Linked DNA regions of Mus musculus: regions 1, 2 and 4 are each linked to region 3. A link is a loop called in an ENCODE intact Hi-C map of the cell type or tissue named here. Cell type or tissue: gastrocnemius. All regions are shown on one strand.

Evidence for each region. Hi-C counts contacts between places; a loop is a spot of excess contacts. Peaks named below come from ENCODE experiments on the same cell type or tissue, not always from the same donor. Only the 100,000 strongest peaks of a DNase experiment are listed, where the experiment ranks them.
Region 1: it touches region 3 in a loop (7-fold over the local background); 20 of 42 quality-filtered maps call a loop at or near these places.
Region 2: a loop joins it to region 3, with 3 times the contacts of the local background. A loop is called at or near these places in 31 of 42 quality-filtered maps.
Region 4: a loop joins it to region 3, with 7 times the contacts of the local background. A loop is called at or near these places in 23 of 42 quality-filtered maps.

Annotation. Positions count from the first base shown.
Region 1 is chr4:99,945,052-99,950,051 of GRCm38, forward strand. All of the region lies in intron 1 of Pgm1 (phosphoglucomutase 1), which reads left to right. Among named protein-coding and RNA genes, the nearest start is that of BC062258, 18 kb to the left of the region's middle. In gastrocnemius, a CTCF peak has its summit at 2,306 (motif pointing right); no DNase peak of the experiment used is centred here; H3K4me3 peaks cover 853 bases; H3K27ac peaks cover 3,355 bases.
Region 2 is chr4:100,026,852-100,031,851 of GRCm38, forward strand. No RefSeq gene overlaps it. Among named protein-coding and RNA genes, the nearest start is that of Gm35701, 66 kb to the right of the region's middle. In gastrocnemius, a CTCF peak has its summit at 1,976 (motif pointing right); a DNase peak (open chromatin) is centred at 1,976; H3K27ac peaks cover 407 bases.
Region 3 is chr4:100,535,042-100,540,041 of GRCm38, forward strand. The region is part of intron 8 of Ube2u (ubiquitin-conjugating enzyme E2U (putative)); the gene reads left to right. Among named protein-coding and RNA genes, the nearest start is that of Ube2uos, 9.7 kb to the left of the region's middle. In gastrocnemius, a CTCF peak has its summit at 3,056 (motif pointing left); a DNase peak (open chromatin) is centred at 3,081.
Region 4 is chr4:100,006,645-100,011,644 of GRCm38, forward strand. No RefSeq gene overlaps it. Among named protein-coding and RNA genes, the nearest start is that of BC062258, 79 kb to the left of the region's middle. In gastrocnemius, a CTCF peak has its summit at 1,870 (motif pointing right); DNase peaks (open chromatin) are centred at 1,895, 2,760 and 4,506.

The DNA.
Region 1 (5,000 bases), 590 kb before region 3:
ACAGGAAGCTTCCCCTTAGAACCTGAGCCAGCATCCAGGCTGACACTTGGTGGTGAGGAGCGAGCACTCTGGGGCATAGGAAAGGTACATGGGAGCGGGCTGGGGAAACCCCAGAATGTTTTCACTCAGTCTGCCAACCCTCGTGCAGAGAGCCCAGCTACCCCAGAATAGGACATGCCATTTTAAATTACCGCTAACTTACGTCAATTCTCCAGAGTTTCTAGAAAAAGGCATCACGCACTGTTGCGTCAAACAACACTCATTCACTCTTGTAGTTTCAAGTAGCAGCCCTAAGGGTAAGCTGCTGCTGCTTCTTCTTTCCCTTTTCCTCCCTCCTCACCAGCTCCTTCCAAGCCCAGATCCTCACGTATGCCAGGCAAGCACCCTTCCACTCTAGGGATAGCCACAGCCCGTGATGCTCTTAGGAACCCTAGAGAAGGCTCTACCCTGGCTCCCTCCTAGCTCCTGTCACTTGGTGCTGCAGCATAGCTCACATTCTCTACCTCTGTCCCCATGTGGCGCACTTCCTTGTGTCTGTCTCTGTCTTCAAATCTCTTGCTCCTTATAAATATGACAGCCACTGATTGGATTTAGTGCCTGGCCTAATTTGATAACACTTCAATTTCCTCATCCGTAGTATAGGAGTAGTAAGAACACCCACATCATGGGTTGTTATTATGTGTGCCAGGAAGCCTACGTGTACTGTTAGGCACAGTGCTGGACTTCACATGAGTTCATATGACCTCAGCAGCTTGAGAGAAAAAGCTGTTGGGCCGCTGTATAATAGGTGAGGAACCAGATTGGTACCCTCAATACTACTTAAGTACTAAGTAAAGCCTGGTAAGAATTTGAGTTGGATCCCTTATTTTCACTATACTGAATTCCTCAAAGTAGATGGTCCTCAAAGTGCATAGTCCATGACCCTAAGCGCACTAATCCATGATGTCCAAAAGAAGTCATTCAAGCAACGATGTTGTCTTCAACAACTTCTTTGTCGTCTTCATCTTCGACTCCATCTCCGCCTCCTCCTCCTCCTCTTCTCTTCCTCCTCCTCTTCTTCTTTCTCCTCCTCCTCTCCCTACTCCTCCTCTTCCTTCTTCTTGCTTCTTCCTTCATCGTATCATCTGCATCACCATCATTATTTCTATTGCTGTGATAAGACACCATGACCAAGGCAGTTATAGAAGAAAGGGTTTATTGAAGGCTTACAGTCACAGAGTGAGTCTGACCATCATGGTATGGAGCGTGGCAGCCAGCAGGAAGACATGGTGCTGGAGCAGTGGCTGAAGCTTACGTAACGTCCTGACCCACAAGCACTAGGCAGAGAAAGCTAAGTGGAACCTCAAAGCCCACTCCCAGTAACACACCTCCTCCAACAAGGACACACCTCCTAATTCTTCCCAAACAATTCCACCAACTAGGGACCACTATCCAAGCATAAGCCTATGGGGGCTGTTTTTATTCAAACCACCACAGATGCCGCCCTTTCAGAATTTGTTTATTTTATTTTGAAACAATATCTCACTTTGTAGGCCATGTCGGCCTTAAACTCAGTAGGCAGTCCAGGCTGGTCAAATTAATGGTGATTCCTGAGTCTTAACCTGTTGAGTGCTATTGAGTTGCAAGCACACAACCATTGTCCCTATTTTACAAATAAAAGATTGAGATCAGAAAGACTATAGAACCAGAATGGGGCAAAGTCAGGGCTGGACCCAGGCTGGTCTAATCCAGAGCCTTCTGGGTAGAACAAATGAGTGCTTGGTTCAGTCCTAAGCATTCCTTCTTCCATTTTGATTTTCCATCCTCCATGTTCCTTCTTCCTGCCTCCCATAGTGCCTGGGCCAATGCAGAAGTTGAGAGAGTGTTTATCCCACAAACCATCTCTTCCCTGGCTCACATCAGATGAGCTAGAAAGGTGAGATCAGGCCTTCTCAGTACCTCTTGATTTTTTTTACTGTGTGTCCAGGCAGCTATGATAAGCACTTCCTGTATTTTCTTTATGTGCTTGAACTTCCTCAAGGGTATTTGCTCCCTTACTTCACACTGATTCTCCACTGGAAGGCAGTTTTCCTTCTCTGGAGCCACCTTTCTCCAAAGCTGGCCTGTGCAAGCATGAGACTATCCCAGAGTAACAGTGTTTCCCGCTTTGTGTTAAAATCTTAATGATTTGTGGACCATAAGGAGACACAAAGGGGCCTGGTGAACTGGGCCCTGCTATGTTTAGACAACACAGCAATTCTGGGAAAGAGAACTGCACCTCTGTCACCCCAAGGCTACAGCACATTTGCCTGATTTTTCTGTTTCCTACCACAAGAGGGAAACATACAACCACAAATGATTTGAAAATAAAGCAATTCTCTAACCAGACTTGTGGGTGTGGGTGTCCTTTATCTTTTAAATGGATTCATACTAACTGTACATCCTTATGGGTCACAGTATGGTGATTCAATGCATATGTGCAGTGCTCCATAACATTTATTATTTCTTTGTGATTGGCAGCTTTGGAACTTGGCTCCCCACCTCCCCCCCACACACCCCCAAAAAAATCCAAGGGATTTTAGTACTTAACTCCAGGTAATAACCAGAAGGCGCACACTTAGACTAGTGCATCTTTAAGTTGGAGAGATTGAGTTCAGCCACAGGACTAAGAATGACATTCCTGTAGGCCGGGGTTGCTGGCCATGTTCTTCCTTCTGAGCACACAGTTCCAGTGCAAGTTCCTAGTGAGCAAATTTTACTCCAGCTTTTGACATGTCTTCTCTCTACCAAAAAGTTCTCAACGGATAAGGGAGACAGTTGCCTGCTCCTCTCTTCCTGTTTGCTTGGAGGCCACACTAGTCAGGTCTGACTTCACAGAGGCTCATCACAAAGTTGAGTAGATGCTGGTGGTTAGCCCAGTGAGACTCCACTGAGCCACTCTGAGGACCATAGCATGATGCTGAAGGCTGCTGGGAGCTGGGGCTGCTGGGAGCTAGGGCCATTGGGAGCTGGGGCTCCTTGGCCCCACAGTAGATGTAGGAGGAGCATAGACAACAACTCTTTGATTCTTATCTCTGTAGCCCATCTCCTTCATGTTCCTCACCTTCTGTGGACTCATTTGTCTGCATAAGGGTTTGTGTGTGTGTGTGTGTGTGTGTGTGTGTGTTTGTGTATGTGTGTGCGTGCACACCTATGACTCTCTGTGTACTATTTTATTTAAACATTATTGATCCTGCATTTCAGTTTTATAAATCACATCTTTATGGTTTTTTTTATAAGTCACTGTTGACAAGCAACAATGAAAACACTCAAGTTCTGTGATCTAATGAAGGGACTCAGCAGCCGCTTTAAAACTCACTGCCCAGGTCAGCTTCTGACTGGTTCTGACATGGGTTTGGATCCTCTGTTAGTAGCTACTCTGTGGTCAAGTATTGCAATGAACATTTTACATGCTTTTCTTTATTGTGTTTTAGAACTCTTTTTGAAACGGATTCTCCTGTAGCCCAGGCTGGACTACATAGTTGAGGATGGCATGAGGTTTCTGATCCTCCTGCCTCCACCTCCAAGTGCAGGAAGTGCAGCTTCTGTGCTGCCACACCCTGCTTCTGCAGTACTCAGAGGCTGAACCTGGGACTCTGAGCATCCGAACGGAACTAAATGCCCAGTCCTAACTGCTAGAACTGTGAAAAGGAGTTTCATTAACCTTGGTTTGCAGAGACTCTGAATAATGAATGCACTGTTAATTGTTTATATTGTATTAGGCACTGTGAGTGTCCTGGAGGTTTCTTTTCTTTTTTTTAATTAGGTATTTTCTTCATTTACATTTCCAATGCTATCCCAAAAGTCCCCCATACCCACCCCCCCACTCCCCTACCCACCCACTCCCACTTTTTGGCCCTGGCGTTCCCCTGTACTAGGGCATATAAAGTTTGCCTGTCCAATGGGCCTCTCTTTCCAGTGATGGCTGACTAGGCCATCTTTTGATACATATGCAGCTAGAGTCAAGAGCTCAGGGGTACTGGTTAGTTCATAATGTAGTTCCACTTATAGGGTTGCATATCCCTTTAGCTCCTTGGGTACTTTCTCCAGCTCCTCCATTGGGAGCCCTGTGATCCATCCAATAGCTGACTGTGAGCATCCACTTCTGTGTTTGCCAGGCACCGGCATAGCCTCACAAGGGACAGCTATATCAGGGTCCTTTCAGCAAAATCTTGCTAGTGTATACAATGGTGTCAGCGTTTGGAGGCTGACTATGGGATGGATCCCTGGATATGGCAATCTCTAGATGGTCCATCCTTTTTGTCTCAGCTCCAAACTTTGTCTCTGTAATTCCTTCCATGGGTGTTTTGTTCCCAATTCTAATTAGGGGCAAAGTGTCCACACTTTGGTCTTCGTTCTTCTTGAGTTTCATGTGTTTTGCAAATCTGGAGGTTTCTTAATATGTGAAGGTATATACAGGTTATATGGAAATGGCACCCTTTCATATAAGGGCATCTGTAGATTCTGGGATTCCTTGCACAACCTGTCTACACGTGAGATGGGTGTGGACTCCTATCTTAATGTTACAGATAAAGACATGGAAGCACAGGGGAATTAAGTAAATGTTGTCCAAGACTAGTCAGCAGAGCCTGGAAAGCCGATCCTGCCAGTCTGGCCAGAAAGTCCATTCCTTTCAATGTCTAATGGGATAAACGTCTAGTATACTCCAAGTTCTCTTGAGTGTCCTGTGAATGTTTATAATTCTGATAAATCCTCTTTTTTAAAGTTGTGATTGCGATTCTAAATAAGTTGGCCCTCTGCCTGTTTCCGTTATAACCACAAGGTGACATTTAGGTGAGGTAATAGCCCACAGTCCTTAAATGTGTTTAAAATACAAACTATATTTACATTTTCTATAATGGATCCAAAGACATTAATACTGATGGAGTATCCCTAATTTTAAAAATAACAAAATCTAGAATGCTTCAAAAATCTGATACATTTGAGCATCAATACAGTAGCACATATGCAAAGTTCCACAT
Region 2 (5,000 bases), 510 kb before region 3:
ATGAATACAATACTGTTTCTGTAGGTGGAAATGGTGACATATTAGTAGTTTCACAGGTTCCAACCATAGTCTAGTTGGCTTTATTTTCTTCACTGTGTTGATGAAACCGTGAGGTTTGAGATGGTAAGGCAGCCTGGATCTCAGAGACTTTTCACAGTGGGATGTACTCAGGAACCTCTCAGGGCATTGTTAAAATGCAGATTTGGACTTAGTGGATATGAGAAGAGGCAGATAATTGCTTTTTCTGGAGCCTCCAGGTAGCTCCTGATGGTCAGTGGACCAAGCACTCTGAGTGGCTGATTTAGGTTTGGTTGGCCCTGAAAGGGCTGCTAGAGTTGCCATACCAAACAAGAATTCTGTGCTTTATTAAAAAGGAGATTTTTGGCTGGACATGGTGGCTCACATTTATAATTCCCCCCAGAAGCTATTTGAGTCAAGGTGACAGAGTAAGAACCCACCTGAGAAGAACTCCACGAAACAAACCCCAAACAAACAAAAGGGCAAAACCAAGACAAAACAACCCAGACAATGAATATTGAAAATCAGTTTTCCTCTTGTCTGACTTTGGGGATGCCCACCATGCACTGAGCATGTGCAAGGCACCATCTATCAACCAGAAGACATCTCCAGCTTCATTTTCTTTGGTCCCTTCTCTTCTTTCTTCTGTCCCCTTCTTTCTTCTCCCCTCCCTCACTTTCTTCTCTCTCTCTCTCTCTCTCTCTCTCTCTCTCTCTCTCTCTCTCTCTCTCTCTCTCTCTCTTTCCTGGCATCTCCCTTTCTGTTGGCTGATATTACATTTATTATTATTATTATTATTATTATTATTATTATTATTATTATTATATAAAGTACAGAAATAGTCTCTGGTTTCATTAAGGTAACAGGTGAACTAACTAGAAGTCACAGATACCAGAAAATCTGGGAATACAGGTGAGACCTCAGATGGTTCCCCAAGGCTCTGAGAATGGAACCTTCTTGTTGTCTCCCAGCCTCCTGCCCTTGGCGCTGGGGATTGAACCAGGGGCAGCCCACATGCTAAGCAAGCACTCTTCCACTCAGCTACACCCCTAGTTCAGGTTGCTTCCCTTTTGTTGGAGACTTGTCTACTCCAGCCAAGCCCTCTCTCTGCCCAACCCCATAACTGCTGCTATAAAACCATTTAATGATTTCTCCATTTCCATAGGAGCCCAAGTCTACGGCAAGGGTTTCAGGTGACTGATCTTGGGTTTTATACATGGCCTGTAGCTTCCAGGAGGCCAGAAGAAGGAGGCAAACCCAGAGCAGGCATTCCCAGCAGAACATGCACGGCTGCTGGATTGCCACAGCTACGCGCAACTTAGTTTCCCTTCTTCAGCTTTCTAGAAGAAGAAGGAAAAGAAAAAAAAAGGAAAAAAAAAAAGAAAAAGAAAAAGAATTCAACCACCCTGCAATTACTGAGAACCTCAAAGAAAGAAATGAAAAGTATAGCCATTAGCTTGAAAGTCTAATGACCCCAATCTAAACAGTGCCAGGCATTTTATTCTGCTCACTTGTAGGAGAAAGGCATTGCTTTTATTTTAAAATCTGTTAGCAAGAACATTGAGTTATGTTCTACATCTCCTTCCCTTTAAAAAACAATTCTAAAGATGAAAAATGCAAACTATGTTTTTTTCTGCTAGCTTACTCATACCTGTAGCTGGTGACCATTAATTGAGCACCTGCTATAATTCAAGACCTGTGACCTACAACAGTAAACAAATATAAACAGGTGTGATTATGACTTAGTGACTATAAGAACTACAGAAGAGTTCATCTAAAGGGTTCTGAAACAGAAGAGAGCTTTTTACTTCAGGGAGCCAATTGTATCTGCCTCTGCTCGTCAAATTCTGACAAACAAAAACATTTTTTTTTAGCCCCCAAACTCTTGATGTTTTCAAAGCCAAAGACCCAACCTTAGCTTTAGAAAGCAGATCAGCTGCCATTGCTACCAGTAGAGGGCGGCAACATGACAGTTCAGAGTTGGTCCTTGTGGCTGAAAGCCTACAGGAAGTATGCTTAACTTCCCTTATTTATGCAGGAGCTGGAAAAATAAAGACAGCAGTAAAAATCTTTCCCCCTTTCTCTTGTAGAAACCTGCCTCAAGGCTTTATGGTCTGTTCGCAGGTTCTTATATCATATACTAAAAAGAAATCAGGTCCAATGTAAAACCTGTGAGATTTCAGCAAAACTAACAAGTGTTTGGGAATTAAAACAAAACTGAAAAAACACAAAAATGTTCACCGGTGTTAAGACATAATATGTCTTTGTGGAACAATTGATCTTCAGGATTTGTAAGGCAATTACTTGGTGGTATTCTAGAAAGCCAGGAGCCTCCAATGCAGCAACCCACCGGCTAGCAAAATAGAAATGGCAGGCTTTGAGCACGTGGTAATGAACAGCCCGATGCTTTGGTCCTGGGATGTGCTTTATAAGATGTGAAAAGCAAATGACCTCTACACAGTGAATCGAGGCTTTCGACTTATACAACCGTCTCCATACTCCAGAGAGCTCATGGACACTTTCACATATTAAGCTGGAAGATGACTTTTAGATTTGACAGAGATCGCTGGTGGCTTTTGAAAGGAAACTATGACAACCCTCAGGGGGAAACATAGATGGTGCATGTTCAGGAGTCTATAAGCAGGAGGAATAGTGCTCTGATATCTTTGGAGTAAGTTAGGTGGTGAAGTGCTGTGGTCTGAATGTTTTGTCCCATCAAGCTAATACGCTGAAATCCTAATCACCAAGGTTATGGTGGCATTTGAAAGTGGATCTTTGAAGAAGTAATCAGGCCATAGGCGTGACATTAGTGTCATAGACAAGAAGCCAGAGAGATACTTCTTAGCCCCTGTACGATGTGAGAACACAGAAAGAAGATATTGTCTGTGGGTCAGCGATCTCTGTCAAATCTAAAAGTCATCTTCCAGCTTAATATCCCCCAACAGCCAGCATGTGACCAATCTCTTCCCTCAGTCATCTTTGCCCAGGGTTTCCAGGTCCTTCTGACCCCTGAATCTCTGTTACTTCCGTGGAAGCATGCCTCCATAGTCTAGTCTCAGTCAACTGTTTGCTTGCTCGCCTGCTCAGAACGGAGTCTCGCTATATAGCCCAGGCTGTTACCAAATCTAGATTTCCCAGTTTCCAAATACACGTGAAACAAATTTCTGTTGTCTATAATCTACTCAGTTTATGTAGTTTTCTTATGGCAACCTGAATCTACTAAGACACAGAGAGTATAAACATCAGTTGCCTTAGAGAGATTCAGGATTGGTAAAGTTAAGGTGAGAAGCTTTTCATTCAAAAGGGCACATCAATGGAACGCCAGGAAAACACGGACCCCCATCTGTACCCCTTATATGTCTCGAGAGACTTGGGGGATTAACAGGAAAGATAGTTTGTCACAACTGTTCAACTCACGGAGGAGACCTGTATTTACAAAAAGAAGAGAGATAAATGCATGATTTTAGGCACAAGACATTCGATAGAAAGCAGGTGCAAAATACTAGGGGCATACGTCGAGTTCCCAGGTGGAGGACTTATGTCCGGTGGTGTGATGGAGAAAGCAAGAGCGAAGATAGCACAGACAAGCCAAAGATATACCAGAAGGAAGCTGAAAGGCCTCTGGATGGCCCGCCTTTCTCAGAACAAAAAGAGATAGGTTTGCTAACCTTGCCATGGAGATGGGGGTGGGGTGGGGCGTGGTATTCAGTGCATTGCTCATGCTCCATGGGCCAAACTTCAGTCACAGAAACATTCCTGGAGAGCATCATCAAGTTGTATGCAGTCCGCCTGCCTCCTTGGTGTTTAGCATGATGTCTAGGGTACAGTAGATGCCTGGCAAACTGTTGAGGAAATGCCTAGATGAAAATGGTCCCATTTTCCACTACCACTATTATCTTTACTGGTACCCTCCTCGAGGTTCAAAGATGACTTAGACCTAGTATCCTAGAGGTGAGCTAAAGGTCGAGCTCGTGTTTAGAGCTGTTCTTACAAATGTGTATGTGCTTCAGGGATCTATTTTTTCTGTACCTCTATATTTTGCTACCTGGGTTAAGCTGAAAGTCTGTGGTTAGTGAACCTGGCAGAGTGATGCTGACTTGCTTTCAGTGAGATAAGGATCAGGGTCTCTCTTCCAAAGCTCAGGGCTATAGGAAGTTGAGCTTATCAGCCAACAAGCACATTAACCAACTACAATTTCCAATCAAATAGGAGATACCCTGCCCTGCATTCTGTGAACCAGACCTCCACCTGAGTTCTTTAGCCTCCTGCTGAACTAACTAGTTCCAAGTTGAATGGACAAGTTACTGGCTGAGCTAACCAGTCTTCAGATATTAAGTAGTTCCCGAAGTACTACAGATTCAAGTGTGCGCTACAGACGATACTTAAAGGTCGGGTAGGATTCATCTGTGTGATTTTTATTATGGTTCTTTTAATGGATAACGTGAGCTTGGGAAGGAAAGCTGGTGAGGTAGGTCAGAAATCCCCCGAAGGGCAAACAAAGTGCTTCTTATCACACTGGCAAAGCCAGCCAGGATGCAGAGCATGACGGCAGGGAATGCCAGGGATATTTTTATAAACAACTCCAGAGCTATCAACAATGCAGGGCCAGGGCAGAGATTCCCATATATGCAGATGATATTTCTTGAATAACAGTGCTTGGGAAAGGGAGAGGGTGCCAACAAGCCGAAGAAGGAAGAGGGAAGCAGAGGCAGGCAGTTGTAAAATAACTCAGTGCCGAGGCTAATGTCTCTGGCTCGTTCAGGCTGGCCTGGGGAAGCAGAGGCAGACAGGGTGGCAGGGTCCTGGGTAGAAGAGAGTGATCTGTCTTGGTGCTGAGAGCATTAGAAAGCAGTTGGGCCAGTAAGGATGGGAGACTGGATGGAGAGGAGATAGGCCTCATTTTAAAGAACCTCTGCTCTTGGTGAACACTGCCCCACCTGAACCAAAAAAATCTATCTGGTAAATTTGCCTATCCTTATAAA
Region 3 (5,000 bases):
ACACAGACATGCATGCCATAAGACTTGCTATTGTGCTTTCCTTCTGCTTCTTCACTGGCTTGTGTTCCTTTCACAGATGGAAAACCTTCCCTTGGAACTGGCAGGGGGAGGGGTCAGGCAGACCTTGATGGGGTTCTTACCCTCTCAGAATGTGCTGCTCTGGGCATAACACCACCTTCCTTGCAAAGGCTGTTTTCCATTGAGTCTTTGAATGATACCACATATTTAAAAGTTTAGCATATGAACATTCAAAAAACATTAGCTCCTGAGGAGTGGGGAATATCCACCCTCCCCCCCCCAGCCTCCTCCCCGCTTTCCACAGAATGAAAATAATCTCTGGCAGAAATATGTAAGAAATGTAAATGTATCTCAAGTTAGAAAATAACATATAGCTGACCACATGTATCTAGGACCATTATGTCTGCAGTTTCCCCTCTCTACTCCACTTCTCTTCAGCCTGCACAGCATCCCACAAGGGTGGCGTGAATCCAGCTGACATCTCTCCATAGGAAACTGTCCCTTACATGCTCGGATGTCTCAGCTCCCCATCACCTGTCTGATAGTGTACTGATTCTGTCTCTGTTGGGGCCCTTGCTATTCAGACATTGTTATAAGGAAGTACCCAGAATTGGGGCATTGGAATAAGCATCCCTGCCGCACAGCATGTAGTAGGTACTCAGTTAATTTTGTTGAAAAAAATGCATATGTATCTTGTCTCACCATTTAATATTAGAATTAAATAAAATTAATTGTAGAAAAAAACTGAAATTTAAGATCTGTCATGTAGATAGAAACCATGGTTCTGTTAGGGGAGTTCTAGGGTATAATCTATAAACAGAGTTTTAAAACTGAAAATATGCCTGTCATAAATATTTTATGCAAATTCTAAACTCTTACATGTATTTTGGTTAGTTAATATATACTCATTATCGCAATCAGCTCATAAATATTCACTAATTAATCATGTAATTTGGTGTTCATTTCTAAAGCCTTTTTAAAAACACTACCTTGACAGTTCATTTAAATATTCATAAATGCTTTATTTCTAAGACATGGAAAAGAAAATGAATCTAACATCCAATCTGTGGTTTGTACTTATTTTCTCAAGAGAAATAGTGAATGCATAAAATCAATAGTAACAAAGACTGTTCTTTAGAGTGTTCTTGTTATGCACGTGTAACACTGCTGTATGCTCCAGTGAATGAGTGCCACTGTATCATTACAATGCATCTAGCAACAGAAACAATCCCTATGCAGAGTCTAAGCTCTGACAGCCAGCAAGTTATCTAAGTTATTAATTCTGGTAGAGTTTTACCTTCAGCATATAGTCTCTTAAAAGGATGTTGTTCCTCTGCACACACAGCAGATTGCTACAGACTGAATCTTTCCTGTTCCCCAAAGATCATGAGTCCCACTTGGTTTTTGGTCAACATGATACCAACTAGAGTCATCTGGGAAGAGAAACTTCCATTGGGAAAATGCCCCCATCAGGTTGCCCGTCAGTACGTCCTTGATAGCTAATTATTAGAAGAGGGCCTGCAGGGATGGTACCAACCCTGGGCAGGTGGCACCAACCCTGGGCAGGTGGCACCAACCCTGGGCAGGTGGCCCTGGGTGAAAAAACAAAGCAGCTTGGCAATTCCGGAAGCAGTGTTCCTTCATGGCTTGTTCCTTCATGTTCCTTCAGTTTGTCTCCAGGTTCCTGCCCTGAGTTCCTGCTTTCCCTTCTCCTGATGATAGACTGTAACTTGTAAGCCAAACAAACCCTCTCCTCTGCAGGTTGCTTTTGGTCATGGTATTTTACCACAGCAACAGTAAAGCAACCAGTAGACCAAGCTACGGGCATGGTCTGTGGTGCTACCAGGAGTTGGTGGGATCTTCAGGAGGTAGGGTCTTGTAAAGGGAAGTTACATCATTGAGGCATGCTTTTGGGGGAGCACTGATACCCCAGTCCATCCTTCTTTTTGTTCTCTGACCACCATGAAGTATGAAGCTTTGCTTTATTATTATAATGCCCCGCCTTGTCAAAGACTCAAAGTGATGGGACCCACCAACCATAGACTGAAATCACGACCCACAAAAAAACCTTTTTTTCTTTTTAGGTTGATAATCTCAGGTGATTTGTTCCAGCGACATAAGCTAAGAAAGAGGTATAGAAGGGGCAGGAAGTAGCTTGGGGGATTACTGTTCACTCACTAGGCACGCCCCCCTCATGCCCAACGTTGTATCGGAGTTGGCAGGCAGAGCTCAAGTGTAGCACACAAAGATGCATCAGCATCCTACAGAGCCACAGCTGACACGCTCCACATCCATCACCCAGTGATCACCCAGTGCACAGCATCCAGCCCAGGCTCCTCACCTCCACTGTCACCTGAGTCACCAGTTCAAGAGCTTTCTCTAATTTACCAGTTTTTTAAAAAATAAGGCACAGAGATCAATCAAATTGTGTTTATAAGTACAAACCTTATTTGAAATTTAAAACATGTACTTCCTAAAGATATAAAGTTTCAGTAAGTATACATACCCTGACTGTGTACAGGCAAGAGCAAATTACGTCCACCATTAAGGAAAGGGACTGCATGTGTGTACCAACTTCAGCATTTACTCTTCATCTCACTGGAGTCTATTGAAAAGGAGGTGAATACCTGTAGAGGGTCAAATATCACTGTAAACCTTTCTTGTATTTACAGAGCCCACTCTGGACTCAGCCGTCTTGTATTTTGATTTATGGAGTTAGTATGTATTATGCTTACATATGATTTTAACTGGTTGTGGTTTTTTCTTGTCTTTTCTTTTTTTTTTTTATTTTTTATTTTTTGGTTGTCTGTATTTAAACACATAAAACACAAATCATCTTTCTCTTGGAATAGCTGATTCCCTTTCCCTCCAGTTACATAGAAACACATTCATTTAACACACTTCATGTATGTTTGTGCTGTCCTTTCAGAGTGATTTGGTTTAAATATCATTCTTGCCGGTTTACGTAATTACAGAGATGTATTTTTAAGAAAAAGCAAGCCTTTTTATTCCCCAAAGATTAGCCCTCGAGTGCCATCTTGTGGTTAAAGAGAGAATTGGCATCAGTGCTGACAAATGCTTACATTCTAAAATGTAGATAAGGAAAAAAAAATAGAATCAAGAAAAAGAAAAAGAAAAAGAAAAAGAAAGTTTGAAAAACTGAGTTCTCCAGGCATAGTGGCATACATGCACAGTTCCTGAACTTGGGACATGGGGACAGGAGAGTCAAGAATTCAAGGCACCAGTGTCAGCTCTTCCTGAGGTAGAATCATGTGCTGCAAAACCCAAGTGGCAGGACACTTCCCTAGCATTCCCAAGGCCTGGGTGTGGCCTACAGGCCACAAAACAAAGAGAGGCGAAGAGAAGGGAAGAGGGGCGAAGAGGGGGGAAGAGAGGGGAGGAGGGGGGAAAAGGGGGGAAGAGAGGTGAAAAGGGGGGAAGAGGGAGGAGAGGGGGGAAAGAGGGGAAGAGAGGCGAAGAGGGGGAGGAGGGGGGAAAGGGGGGAAGAGGGAGGAAGAGAGGCGAAGAGGGGGAAGAGGGGAGGGGGGAAGAGGGGGAAGAGAGGGGAAGAGGGGGAAGAGAGGCGAAGAGTGGGGGAAGAGGAGGGGAAGAGAGGGGAAGAGAGGGGAAGAGAGGGGAAGAGGGGGGAAGAGGGGGGAAGAGGGGGGAAGAGGGGGGAATAGGGGGAAGGGGGAAGAGGGGGGAAGAGGGGGGAAGAGGGGGGAGGAGGGGGGAAAAGAGGGGAAGAGAGGCGAAGAGGGGGGAAGAGGGGGGAGAGGGGGCGAAAGAGGGGAAGAGAGGCGAAGAGGGGGAGGAGGGGGGAAAGGGGGGAAGAGGGAGGAAGAGAGGCGAAGAGGGGGAAGAGGGGAGGGGGGGAAGAGGGGGAAGAGAGGGGAAGAGAGGGGAAGAGAGGGGAAGAGAGGGGAAGAGGGGGGAAGAAGAGGAGAGGGAAAGAGAGGGGAAGAGGGGGGAAGAGGGGGGAAGAAGGAGAGGGCAAGAGAGGGCAAGAGAGGGCAAGAGAGGGCAAGAGAGGGCAAGAGGAAAACCTTCCCTCCCAGGCCAGTACTTTCTCTCTCTTAGAGACACTTTGTGCCCAGTGCTCTAATCCTCCTTCCCTCTATCTACTTCTGACACCTGATGGTGTTCAACCATCCCCAATTCCTTCAGCTTGTCTGTGAAACTGTCCAGGAAATTGGAAAGTATCGGCATGTTGTAAAACTGTAGAAAAGGATTTAAAATATATAAAGCTTAAGCTGTCTGAGGTTGTACTTTTCCTAACAGCTGAGGTTTGAATCTTGGCCTGCAGTACCACAGCCAGGTACCAGAGCAGACTCTGAGGGCCCCAGGCAGGGTTACAGCTGGGAGAAGGTGTGATCCCAAAAAGATGGAGGCAGAAGTGGACTGCAGCAGGCTTTGTCTAGCCTGTGAGAGTGTTCCATTTCAGAAGAGGGCTGCTGCTCTCCTCTGTGCCATGCGTTTCTGAAGATAAACATATCCAGTTCTGTAAATATCTTGTAATAGACTTGATTTCTTTCTGGTCTTGTGGCAGTAACTGGTTTCACCACTTTCCTGTGGCTTTGTGGTTGTGGCAGAGGATTTGGTAGACTTTGACCCCAAACAGCACAGCTCTTCTTAGAGCCGCATATGAGGTTCAAGGTTCGTCTGCTCCTGTTTGATTCTGCTCCATCTGAAGTGCTCTGGCCTGTGCTGGTCTCTCTCCTTTCCTTCCCCCTCCCTCACACCTTCCTTTTTTCCCTCCCACTCCCTGAGATGCAAGGAAGGAAGATTCTGTTCCTTTATTAAATTAAATTTTAGCAGAATATTAAATTATATTTTAGTAGAAGAATGAGAAAGAAGACAAGAGATCTCATTACGGCATGTTACCAAAAGTCAAGGTATTTATGAAAGGACAAAATAATTTCATGATTCCCTCTATGAGCATAAACCTACTTTTCAGGAGCTTGTTGCAATTTGTGGTGATC
Region 4 (5,000 bases), 530 kb before region 3:
GGTCTTTGTTTGTCTGTGTTGAGACAGAGGGTCACTATGAATTTGTAGTCCTGGGTGGCCTGGAATTCACCGTGTAAGATCATGTTGGCCTAACCTTGACACAATCTGTCTGCCTCTGCCTAGCAAAAGTTGTGTTTAAAGATGTACAAGGTCACACCTGTGTGGTCTTTTTTTTTTTTTTTTTTCAATCTTTGTTTTCTTCTTGTATAATAACCCTTCACAGAACTCTGTCACTGTTGTTTTGTCAGGCGACAAGTATAGCCCATCTTTACCAGTTTCTCTTCTGCGGTCCGCCTGCTTTGTCTTGGTGGAGACTCCTCCCCAAGTCTTATGATCCCAAGACTATCGTCAGCCACAGCACCCACGTTTTCCTGCCTTTACTCTCAATCATACACAAGTCAGAGGGGTGGAGCATGGCTCAGGTTAGACCTCGTCCCTTTTGATGACCCACCACACACATTGGCTCATCAGGTATGTACATGAACCAAAGAGTGCCATACTTTGTCCTTCATTTTTATCCTCCCATTTTGAGATAGCAGGATAAATCTCTTTTCCTTTTGGATCATACTTAGATTGTAAAGATAGAGGCCTGGCAAATATCAGTGACAGTTTTCTTACCAGACCAACAGAATCTGTTAATGAAAGAGAGAATAAGTCTAACTAAGAAACAGAGAGACAGTGTTGGAGAGATGGCTCAGCAGTTAAGATTGCTTGCTGCTCTTGCAGAGGAACTGAGTTCTCTTCCCAGCACAACACAGGGCAGCTCAAAACCACCTGCAACTCCAGAATCAGGGGATGCCAGAGATCAGATACCTTCTGACCTCTGATGGCATCTATTCACACATGCACGTGCATTTACATACTAAACAGAAAAAGAAATACAGAAACAAATGGAGACAATTAATTAGTAGAAAAAGAAAGTCTTAGTGGCACTATCTAAGCTCCTGGATCTAGCCTTGCTTGAAGTTTGAACACCAGAATTTAGAGTTATAGAAATCAGTGCATTATTTTTTGAGCTAAAACTATTTTGTGATGAGTTTTTGTTACATGTTTTTAAAAAAGACTTAATCATGGTAGGGCAAGGCCCTCTGTGAACTCCGTATTATCTTATCTCTTTTCCTGTTTTTTCAATGATCAACCGTACAAATCTTCTCCAGTTCTTGTGCTGAGCCAGGATCCCCGTGTCAGAGCCTTCACACTATCCGATCTTCCACTCACCCTGTGACCGTGTGACTAAGTGTCTGGATATAGGTCATGTTCTTACTGAAGGCTTCCCAAGCTGTCTGACTGTGCAGGGTCTCCCCTCCCCCATGGTGATTCCTACTTGAGCTTTTCCCCATGAGCCCACCACAATCAAGATGAACAAAGCCCTCCACAGTGAGACTGTTTCTTGTTTATAGTCCATCTTCTCCACTCAGCTATGAGCTTCAGGAACTTAGAAGTCATTTATCCAGGAAGCGGTAGGTGAAACGGGGTCTCAAGCTGCCCTAGAACCTACCTTAGGTTGGCCATGATCTCTCCCTGACTGCTAGAATTACACAGATGACGACTCACTGTGCCTGCTGACAACTACTTAACTTAGCTTCACCTCAGCCATGCTGCAATGCGTTTAGCATGTAACAGCGCATCATAGGAAACAGGGGTTCTGTTGATATTTGTCAGTTGAAAACAAAAAGAATGAATATCTGACTTGGACGTTTTTGGTTTCCATGAGATTTGCTAGCCCGTGGATAAACACAGGCAGTGCTGATCACAGTGTCACCACAGAAATCTCCATAAAAAGAAGAGAGCAGCCTCTTGCCTCACTCATCTAGTCCTGGGCTTTCTGCTGATTTCTGTCTGCATACCAGAGTGGCCCTTGCTCCCAGGAGATGGCAGTGTTGTATAGCCTCTGGTTTGCCCAGGCTCTTAAACAAGACTCCAGCCCTGGGAGCTATCCGGTTGGAGCTGGACTTTGCCCTTTGCAGCCCTGGAACACCAGTGAAGGCTCTCAGAACAGAACTGTGTGTGTGTTCAAAAGAGCAGAGCCTTTGTTCCAGAGACAGACGTGTCCAACTCCAACACAAGCAAAGTCCTGATTGATTCATCTGCTTTTCTGTGTGGTTTGAGGACTCCATCTATCTGAGGGTAGCTCAAAAGTGCCCCCACCCCCTACCTCTGGCCCCAGCTTGTCTCAGAAGACAAGGGTCAGATCATGGAGTTGCTACCTCTGGGGGCCGTGGAAGATTCTCCCTACTCGTAATTTCTAATTTCTGCCTGAGATGTGGAAGTTGCTACAGTGAGTATAGACTGAACCAATTACCCTCACATGTGGTCTTGGATCAGTCACCTAAGATGTGACCTTGGGCAAGCTCCTTGTTCCACCCCCACTCCCCAATATTAACACTGCCTGCTTTGCAGATATGTGATTACGTAAGTACTCCCCCCCCTCCCCACACCACTACCACACGCATAAGGATGAGGGTGTGAGGAAAAATCCACAAAGTTTTTGCTAGAAAAATTTTAAAACCAACCTTCTTCCTAGCCACTTCTTTTATCCCCAGTGTGACTGTAAAACCAGATTACCAAGTGCCTGTGGTCATTGGACCACATCCCAGTCAGGTAAGCCATGTCACCAGCCCGGCCCACAAGGCGGCTCCGGCTGTTCCCCAGGGTGGAGACCAGGTGCTTCTGGGATCCTGGTTTCACCCGTCCCAGAGGCCTTGGCTCCTTTTCAGTGCATTTCTGCCTTCTGTGGCAGAGCATCTGGGCTGTCGTGCTGGAAGCATTTTGGCCTCGTCTTGGGCCCTTATCTCAGAGCTGTGTGAACCCCATTCCTGCCATGTCAGAACCCATTAGAGAGCCCTCTGCTGAGGCTTTTGAAGGAATAATCTGCCTATAGAGGGAAGGGGCTGTGCCAAACCAGGCCAGATGGAGTAAGTAATGAAGGCCCCAGATTAATCTTGCTTGTCTCTTCTTTCCCACACGAAGGCTCAACCCTAGCGCTTGGCAGTCTCAAGACAAATTACACTTGTCAGCTTCAAAGAGTAAGTTCCCTTCCAAGCCAGATTGTTTGTGTTCTCTCTCTCTCTCTCTCTCTCTCTCTCTCTCTCTCTCTCTCTCTCTCTCTCTCTCCATCTTCTCTCCTGAAACAAGCACTGGAGTTAAAATATGCCTAGGAAAAGTGATATTTTTCCATGGCTCTAAAAAAGGCTTCTTTTGGGCATTTACACTGTGTTCAACATTGAGGCCTCACATATACTCCACGTCCATTCTCATTAGATCCCTAATATACGATGAGTGCAATAGCCCCATTTTACAGATTAGGAAAGTGAGGTTTAGAGACAATGCCTGGGTCAAGGACATACAGCTAGTGAGTTGAGAACAAAACTCATAGCTAGAGCATGAACACATTCCCGTCTCTGCAGTTAATTTCTCTGAAATCTTGACCTCCAGGGAAGCCAAGAATGTAGCCTCTTCTTTTCTTCATTGTTAAAAATTCTCTTGGAATCATGGGCTAAGGTAAGGATTAGGTTTCCAGAAATACATATGCCAAGGAACATTCTAAAAACAACTCCTTGGTCATTAAGATATTTAGAAAGAATAGAGCCATTGATTCCCTCATAGACGCAAAAGTCATGTGAGCAGCAGAGAGATCCTCAAAGTACAGCCAGGTGTGATGGCTCATGATGTGACCCCAACACCAAGGAGGCTGGGCGGGAAATTTGTGTATGAGTGTGAGTTTAGCCTGGGCAACACCATGAGATACTTTCAGAACAAATGCAATTGCCAGGGGTGCTCAAGCAAAGAAATTCAGTGAACCCCGTCATATTCACTGGTCCCCCCAAGACCTGCAGCCCAGTCACGTTCCTTTAGGCATACCCAGGAGCGTCCACGGAAGGAGCCGTCATAGCCAGTCTGAGAGCCTTGCCTTGCACAGTCCTGTGTTTGGATTGTGCAAACACACAAGCAGTGCTTGGGAGTCCGTAAAATGCAGTCTGTGTGTGTGAGACCCCTATATTCCTAAGTGACTAAGAGAAGCCTGGCTCTCATCTAGAGAATAAATAAACTAAAGTTAGGAGGCCAGGTAGCACATCAGGCAGGCATGCATCTTTCAGATGCCCAGTTTCTGAGCAGCATCAATGTAGGTATTGTGCACCTGGTGGGCTAAATTAGAAGGGCTGGACATGCTTTTCCTTTGCTCAAACAGTTCTGGTCCCACACCTAGGTACAAGCATTGCAGGGACCAGACTGCCATCTTGAAGCTGTATACAAGTCTACCTAAATGGTTCCTGGTCATTCTTCACCAGGAAAGAAGTACTTCTGGGAGCCATTGCTTTCACTTTCAGGTTATCAGTACTGAGCTCTACCCAGCAGCCCCCACACTTTCCAGGCCTTTGCACTGAACCCAGTCCTAGCAGCCACACTCCTTACCACATGCTCACCACACCCCAGCCTCCCTCCCTGGCCCTATTTTCCACTTCACACTAGTGCCTCCCACTGGCTGAGTCCCAGCAGAATCCAGTGGACAGAGGGGCCCAAGGGCTGTCTGTGAAGAAGCCTTAGGATGCAGAGCCAATCAGAAACAGAGAAATTGGGCATCAGAATGTGTAGGCAGATGAGAGCCCAAAAGCCTGGCGCCGTGTGAATTAGGGTATGGACAGTGTTCCTTACAGACGGAACAGGAGATGGAGGTGAAGGGTGGGGGCCTTAGACCTTAGGTTTGGCCCCAAACTGGCCTTCGCATGATTCTAGCATGCCTAGCTAATGTGTTCCAGCAGCACATAGGAGCCTGGTTGTGGGCAGACCCCAGTGCCTTTCACGACTCACTCCACACATACATTTATACCATCTCCCCATTATTTGTTCTTTTCCTGGAAGTCTCTAATGGTTCCAAAGACCTTAGTTTCTTAGAGACTAAAAAGTAAAGGATTTATACAAACCCAAGGGAGAGCTGAGTATAGCTTTAGTTCCTTTCAACCGCTTCAGGATCCTCTCCTTAAGGGGACTTGGCCCTCCTC